Linked DNA regions of Homo sapiens: regions 2 and 3 are each linked to region 1. A link is a loop called in an ENCODE intact Hi-C map of the cell type or tissue named here. Cell type or tissue: PC-3. All regions are shown on one strand. Region 1 overlaps SNORC (secondary ossification center associated regulator of chondrocyte maturation). Region 2 has its middle 6.5 kb from the start of INPP5D. Region 3 overlaps NGEF (neuronal guanine nucleotide exchange factor).

Region 1 (2,500 bases):
GAAATCATTTGAGAGTAAGTTGCAGAAGTCATGTTCCTTTGCCCCTAAATTCTTCCTAAGAACAAGGACATTCTCTTAACACACCAGAGTCAGCTATCAAAACCAGGAAGTGAGCACTGAGGCAGTCCTAAGCCACACCCTGTTCAAACTTCACCAACGGACCTGAGTCTCCGATCACAGGCCTGTCCCTCCCCGTCCAGGAACATTGAGCTGTCTCCTTAGTCTCTGATCTGGAACCTTTCGGCCTTTCTTTGTTTTTCCTAACTTTGACATTTGGGAAGGCCCATTTACTTTAAGACTGACCCTGAGTCTGGGTTGGCTGATGTTTCTGCGTGGTTTGCCCTAGATGGACACAACTGGCCAGAAAACCCTGGAAGGACCTCTGTGTCTTCTCGAGCATCCGCCTCTCTGGGTGCTGGTGAACCTATGAGGAGGGCAAGTGTCTGGCTTGACTCTTGCCCCAGCGCTCAGGGATGGAACCCGCAGGGACAAAAGGTGCCCTAGGGTCGCCGGCTGGCCGGCAGGGTCTGTTCACAGAACGGCAGCCTCCCTGCACTGTTTCTGGGCAGCACAACCGCTCCTGCAACTGTCCAAGGCCTTCAGCCCACCTGTGCTCACCACCACGGCACCTTATCCCCAAGCCTTGGCTTTCTTGTCTCTGAAATGGGGATAAAAGCAGTTCCCACACCACAGAGTAGCTGGAGTCAAAGAGATGAGGTGTTGGGACATCCCCAAGCTCATCCAGGGAACCGGCTTGAGGGTCGAGTGTCCCTGGATCACAGTCTCTATCCCAGTTGAGATTAGAGCATGGGGCCGGCCGCAGTGGCTCACACCTGTAATCGCAGCACTTTGGGAGGCCGACACGGGTGTATCACCTGAGGTCAGGAGTTCAAAATCAGCCTGGCCAACATGGCAAACCCCGTCTCAACTAAAAATACAAAAATTAGCTGGGTGTAGTGGCAGGTGCCTGTAGTCCCAGCTACTCCGCAGGCTGAGGCAGGAGAATCGCTTGCTTGAACCCGGGAGGCGGAGGCTGCAGTGAGCCGAGATTGTACCACTTCACTCCAGCCTGGGCACAGAGCAAGACTCTGTTTCAAAAAGAGAGAGAGAGAGATTAGGACATGGGCAGGCCTGCCCTGCTAACACTGTGATGTCAGATGGTCTGGCTGGGCTGGAGAGGCCAAGAGCCGACCTACCATCCCCATGTTGAGCTTTCCAGCGTTTCTGGGGCATCCTGTCTGGTTGCCGGGGATGGATGGCCCAGGGTTGGAGTGGTGGTCAGGGGAGGACAACTGGGGTGGGCTGGCTGGTGAGGATACAGGGCGGGGGTTATCATGCAGGCGTCTCAGCCTGTGCTTTCTGTGGGACTGAGAATGTCTCCTTTCTGCTCTCTGGTCCCTGGGTACCCCAAATCCTGCCAACTCCCAACCCTATAAGCAGAGAAGGGCTTTGTGGGGGGCACCTCCCTTACACTGAACAGACACTCCTCCTGCCCACCCACCGGCCCTGCCCAATGGGAGGCAGCAACGCACTGGCTTCAGCTTCTTAGCCTGGGAAATGTGAGGGCTAGTGCAGCGCTGAGCCCAGACCCCTCACACAGCGCTACCGGCAACTTGCTTAACCTAGAGGTGGGGGGTGACGTCCCTGTCGGCCCCGTCACCTGGGGCCCCAGCACCTCTCCTTGGCTTTGCAGACGATGTTCCACAGGAGCCCGTGCCCACGCTGTGGAACGAGCCGGCCGAGCTGCCGTCGGGAGAAGGCCCCGTGGAGAGCACCAGCCCCGGCCGGGAGCCCGTGGACACCGGTCCCCCAGCCCCCACCGTCGCGCCAGGACCCGAGGACAGCACCGCGCAGGAGCGGCTGGACCAGGGCGGCGGTACGGGCGGGGCGGGGGAGGGAGGGGAGAGGGAGAAATTAGGAGGGGCGGGGGGCGGGGGGCGCGGGGAGAAGGGCCGGCCAGGCGGGGGCTAGCAGGTGACATGGTCCTCCGTCCTCCGCAGGGTCGCTGGGGCCCGGCGCTATCGCGGCCATCGTGATCGCCGCCCTGCTGGCCACCTGCGTGGTGCTGGCGCTCGTGGTCGTCGCGCTGAGAAAGTTTTCTGCCTCCTGAAGCGAATAAAGGGGCCGCGCCCGGCCGCGGCGCGACTCGGCTGCACTCCTCACGCGCCTGTATGTCCGCGCGTGCGTGTCCGCGCATGCAGGTGTGCCAGAGCGTGAGCGCGCGCAGGCGAGCGCTCAGGGCGGGGGTGCGCGCGGGGCCGAGGGTGGGTGCCGTGCACGCGCGCGGGTCCGGAGGCGCGCCCGAATTCCCCGCAGGGGCGCCGGGGCGTGCGTGAGCGCACAGCATGTCCGAGCCCGCCTGCGTGTGGCGTGCACCTGAGCGCGCGCAGGGCCGCGCGGCTCGGCGTCCCCGTGCACCACGGCTGGAGTGCCTCAGGAGCGCGCCGCATGTGCGTGCCCGGTGCGCGTGCGCCGGGGCCGCCAGGGCATCGGAGCGGGT
Region 2 (2,500 bases), 180 kb after region 1:
ATGATGAAACCCCATCTCTACTAAAAATACAAAAAATAGCTGGGCATGGTGGCACATGCCTGTAGTCCCAGCTACTCAGGAGGCTGAGGTACGAGAATCGCTTGAGCCTGGGAGGCGGAGGTTACAGTGAGCCAAGATCTCACCACTGCACTCCAGCCTGGGCAGCTGAGCCAGACCCCATCTCAAAAACAAAAACAAAACCAAAAAAACCCTGGAATCTATGTGTCCAGGGAGAGGAAACTGGTAAAATGCACCATGTTATGATATAGAATAGTAGGTATGTTTAAAAGAATGTGGTAGATATAAACTAGCTCCACGAAATGTCCAGAAATCTGAAGTGAAAAATGAAAGACACATAATAGAGTATTTAAAAAAGGGGGCCCTGCAAAAATCGGGTTGTATATGCATAGAAAACACTGAAAGACTGCACAAGACACTGGCCCTGGAGAAATGGATCTGGGGTCTGGGCTGGCAGGAAAACTTACTTTTTATTGTAAACCCTTTTGAGCATGTTAAATAACATGTTACTATGTGCACATGTTACTTTTCAATGTAAAAAAAAAAAAAGGTTAAGGAGAGAAAAGTTGGTCTCTTTCTTAGGAATCCTGAGAGGAATGATGGGGGAAGAGTCTCCCAGGATACAACCAGCCATCCACACAAAACAAAATGCTTCCAGCAGGATTTTACACACACTACCTTGATCTGGAGTTCTCTTTTTATTTAATTTTTTTATGTGGGCAGTAAAGGAAAGCTGGAAAAGTAGATGGAAGAAAAAAAATTGCTCGTGGATATGCCGCCTAACTCAACCCTGTTCACCTCCAGTGTCTTTCCAGGATAGAGCTTTTTCCATAGTTGGAATCGTAATGTATTCCCATTTGGTTTCTTGATTTGTTTGTTTGTTTTGAGATGGAGTCTCACTCTGTCGCACAGGCTGGAGTGCAGTGGTGCGATCTCAGCTCGCTGCAACCTCCGCCACCTGGATTCAAGCGAGTCTCCTTCCTCAGCCTCCCAAGTAGCTGGGACTTCGGGTGCCTGTCACCATACCTGGCTAATTTTTGGATTTTTAGTAGGGTTTTGCTAGGTTGGCCAGGCTGTTCTTGAACTCCTGACTTCTGGAGATCTGTTCACCTTGGCCTCCCAAAGTCCTGGGATTACAGGTGTGAGACACTGCACCCGGCCTTGATTTGTTTTTTCACTAAACGTTGTATTACGAATATTTCCCTCTGTCCTTAAGAATCTTGACAAGAGACATATGTTGGCTTTTTGGACATGGTTTCCTCTTACCCAATTCTTCCCAAAGTCAATCCTAATTCTCCTTGTTTTCTTTCAAGCTCATTTGATTTTCCGGCATCTTCAGTGAAACAGGAGATGCTCGCTGCCAGGCCTTCGGTATTCACAGATGTCCTTTAGCACAATTATGGACTCCATGGGCCCTTGGACTCCTTGGGGATCGCCCCTGTGCCTGTCAGCGATGTTCCCGGCTCTGGTCCCAGGGGGAGGCCAGAGTGCAGCGCCACCTGGTGGCCGGGAGTCACAAGGCGCAGACCCGGACCCGTTCAGGTTCTTTGTAGTCGCAGGTAAAGAGTTCTCTTCTAGAATTGGGTTAAACCGGTGGCGAAGGTCACTGATGCCAGCTGCCCGCTGGAGCCCCCAGGAGCCCACCGAAGCTCTGCCCTTCAGGAGCTGGTCAGGGGGCCGCCTGGGAGACCCGCCTCATCGTGAGGACCTACCTGGTGCCAGACACATTACATAATTTCACAGACATTCTTCAACAGGGTGTCACTATCCCTTTACAGAGATGCAAACCAATCCAGAGATGCTACATAGTCATGGTAAAGCTGAGATTTGGATCCCAGCCTTGTTCCTGTGTGTCTAATTCAGAGTCTGATTTGCAGCACTAAAATGGAGCTTATCAGAGGAGCAGAACAGGGAAGGGGTGGAGGGTGCCATGATTTGAGATGTTGCCTTCCCATTGTTGGGGATGCACCAAGCCCCAGGAAGCCGTGGGGCCACATAGATGGATGGTCTCTGGCAAAATCTGTCAGGAATTCAGAGGACTGTGGCCACTAGCTCTGCAAATCTGAATGAAATTTGTGCCTGCAGGGGCCTGGGTGGATCTGGAAACGTCAAGATGCCGGTAGCAGAAATGGAACTGGAAAAGGAAAGGCAGGCTGGTGGAGCCTGGTATCTTGACAGAGCTCCAAAAACAACTGTGGAGAGAGAGGGATGGACAGAGAGAGAGAGAGAAGAGAGAGAGAGAGAGAGAGAGAGAGAGAGAGAGAGAGAGAGAGAGAGAGAAGGCTGGGTGGGGAGAGAGAGAGCTGGGAGGGAAGAAATTCTTTTCTGGCAGACAATAAGGGATCATAATCTGCTAGTTTGGGAGTGCTCCAGCTCTGCCAGACGTCTCCAGTGGGACGGTCTCCCTTCATCCTAGTCAGGGGCTGGGACTTGACTTCCTCTTCCACCATCTCAGTAAGCGACCTTGGCCTTTGATTTGAGA
Region 3 (2,500 bases), 51 kb after region 1:
CTGCCACCAGCCCAGCAGGTTCAGCCGTCTCCAAGAAAGACAGCTCCACACACCCACAGTGCAGAAGGGAGGCACGATCTCCTCCCCAACCTGGATGTCTTTCCTGGTAGTGACACTGATCTTAGCCAAAGAGGAGCCCTTTCAAGAGGGTGGAGGTCAAAGTCTCCAGCATATGCTAAGTCAGATGTGGCAGCGTGGCAGAGCTGGAAGAAAGCGGTTGTCAGGGGCCTTTGTTTTAAAATAAGGATTTTCTATGTGGCATCAGTTTCAGATCAGCCCCTCTCCATTCCCTCAGCAAACAAAGGGAAAAGCCACCACCACCACCACCACCCAGCCTGACACGTGGAGGGGGCCCACTGGGAACAAAATTCCGGAGTCAGCGCGGCTTAACAGCATGCAGTGTGCGCTCCACCCCCTCAGCTTCACAAGGGCTCAGCTCCTCTCCGGGCTCAGTTTAGAAAGATCCCTGCCAGGGAAGAGTGGGCTGCCCGGGAAAGGTCTCCCAAGCACGGGGTCTCCGGTGGCGATGGAAGCTCCACTTCCCCACTGGAGACACGTCCTGTCTGTCCAAGCATTTGGGACTGGAGGACAATAATTATATATCTAGGGAAGAAATTTTCCAAACCTAGAATTTTTATTTAACAGATAGACTGTCGGCTGCTCTGACAACAATGAAGAACGAAAAGACTTCTGGAACCATTTTCAGAGTAAGGGAACCTATATCATTCATTCACGGGTGCCTCTCCTGACGACATGAGAACTAGCTTGATGTCACTAGCGATTTTTTTTTTTTTTAATGCAAGTACTGAAGTTCTTGGGTCACTATTTGAATCCATTTTCCCTATTCACAGTGCTTCAGGTGCAGCTGTGTAGCAGTTGGACCACACAGGCTGAGCCTCGGCTTCCCTTCCAGGCCATATTCCTGGAGAGGCTTCCCTTCCTAAGCCAAGGGCCTCTGGGGCTCTTGCTTCCTCCCTACTTCGCCTTTCCTTTCCCTGTGCAAAGTTGGCCACCGCCTCCTCTTCTTGAATCGCACCAGGCTTTTCCCAGAACCCCCCTTCACACGCCTCCTCCTCTAGCCCAACTCTGCTCCCAACAGCCGGTTTGGCTTCCAGGTCTTCCTTGATGGGGGATAGTGGAGTCCTCCCCGCTGCACAGCTCAGCCGCGCTGCTTCATCCCTTCTTTCTGGCAGAAGTGATAAGGGGTCAGAGAGCCCTCCCACCAGACAAGAGCTGGGCAAATAGACCTCTCCGCAGAGAGCAGGACAGAAATGTTTGCTAAAGCCCACTTGTGCAGCGCTATTAAAATGCAGCAGTTTTGCCTGCGGAACCATTTAGAGCCAAACATGTCAAAAGCTTTCCTTACCCATGTCAGACGCAGTCCTTCGTATGAAACACAACGGCATCCCATGAGCAGGAGGACCCTCAGAGTCCTCCAGGGACCCGCGTTTCCCAAATAAAACCCGGTTACTGCGGAGACACCCACCTATTTGTTCAATGAGGTTTCTCCAGGAGTCGGCGGGAATGGGGTGGATCATCCGCAGGGCCTCGGTGAGCGTGGTGGGGCTGTCGGCCAGGGCCGGCCACTCCTCGGGCGTGGCCCCATTTCCCGGGGTGGAGGACGACTCACTGCCAGAGAGGGAGGAGGACAGGGGCTGGTTATTTTTAAGCAAGGATTCACCTCGGCTGGCTAGCGAGGGGCGTGCGCACAGGCGGCTGCTAGCCAGCCGGACCTTACCCGGGACCGTCCAGGGGCAGCGGCCGCAGCCAGCGCCGCCCCTCCCGGCCGGGCGGGCCCCAAAAGCCCTTTCTGTCACCGCACCAGGGCGCGACCGGGTGATGCATTTCCACACCAGCCCGCCCAAACCTCCATGGTTTTGGAGCTCCCGGGCAGGCGGTGGAAACTTGGCGCACCGTGCCCACTCTCCGGCGCCGCTCCGACAGCCCGACGGGTCCCGCGGCCAGGAAGCCACTCGGCGCCCCTCGCCGTCACTCGACCCCCGGCCCCTTTCGGACTCCGATCCTCCCGTCCCCAGGCCACACGGCGCGGAAAGGGGATGCCGAGCGGGACGCGCACGACCAGGGCGCCCAGGACGAGGGCGCTGGAGGAGACTCCGGGCAGGGACCGGGGTCCCAGGGGCCCGGGCCGGGGCTCAACACCCACCCGATGGGGTGCGGGCCCGACGGGGCCCGGGGGTGGGAGTAGGGGCGGCGGGGGCCCGCGGAGGAGGAGTGGGGATAGGCCGCGCAGGGGGTGCCCGGGACCCCGGGCGCAAGCTGGGAAAGAGGCACGCGGGGGCGGCGCGCCGGGGCCGGGACAGGCGCCCGTCCTCACCTGCCGGGCAGGTGTCCCGCCGCCGAGTCGCGCGCGTCGCTTTCCGAGGTGGAACTGTCGTGGTCCACGGCGCAGGCGGCGCTGAAGGCAGCGGCCAGCAGCTCCATAGGGTCGGCGGCGGGGCGGGTGCGGGGGCCGGGTCGGGGGCCACGCCGGGGCCCTGGG

Evidence for each region. Hi-C counts contacts between places; a loop is a spot of excess contacts. Peaks named below come from ENCODE experiments on the same cell type or tissue, not always from the same donor. Only the 100,000 strongest peaks of a DNase experiment are listed, where the experiment ranks them.
Region 2: a loop joins it to region 1, with 2.6 times the contacts of the local background. A loop is called at or near these places in 7 of 110 quality-filtered maps.
Region 3: a loop joins it to region 1, with 6 times the contacts of the local background. A loop is called at or near these places in 2 of 110 quality-filtered maps.

The regions. Positions count from the first base shown.
Region 1 is chr2:232,874,247-232,876,746 of GRCh38, forward strand. SNORC (secondary ossification center associated regulator of chondrocyte maturation) reads left to right here. Exons shown (of 3, transcript NM_001394206.1): 2 at 1,694-1,876; 3 at 2,001-2,500. The coding sequence ends at 2,110. Among named protein-coding and RNA genes, the nearest start is that of SNORC, 5.2 kb to the left of the region's middle. RefSeq lists a silencer at 2,243-2,312. In PC-3, CTCF peaks have their summits at 1,498 and 2,129; a DNase peak (open chromatin) is centred at 2,305; H3K4me3 peaks cover 1,442 bases; H3K27ac peaks cover 78 bases.
Region 2 is chr2:233,052,612-233,055,111 of GRCh38, forward strand. No RefSeq gene overlaps it. Among named protein-coding and RNA genes, the nearest start is that of INPP5D, 6.5 kb to the right of the region's middle. RefSeq lists a silencer at 1,437-1,596. In PC-3, CTCF peaks have their summits at 1,536 (motif pointing left) and 1,736; no DNase peak of the experiment used is centred here; H3K27ac peaks cover 1,152 bases.
Region 3 is chr2:232,925,558-232,928,057 of GRCh38, forward strand. NGEF (neuronal guanine nucleotide exchange factor) reads right to left here. Exons shown (of 15, transcript NM_019850.3): 4 at 1,487-1,629. Among named protein-coding and RNA genes, the nearest start is that of SNORC, 57 kb to the left of the region's middle. In PC-3, no CTCF peak of the experiment used is centred here; no DNase peak of the experiment used is centred here; H3K4me3 peaks cover 2,500 bases; H3K27ac peaks cover 1,284 bases.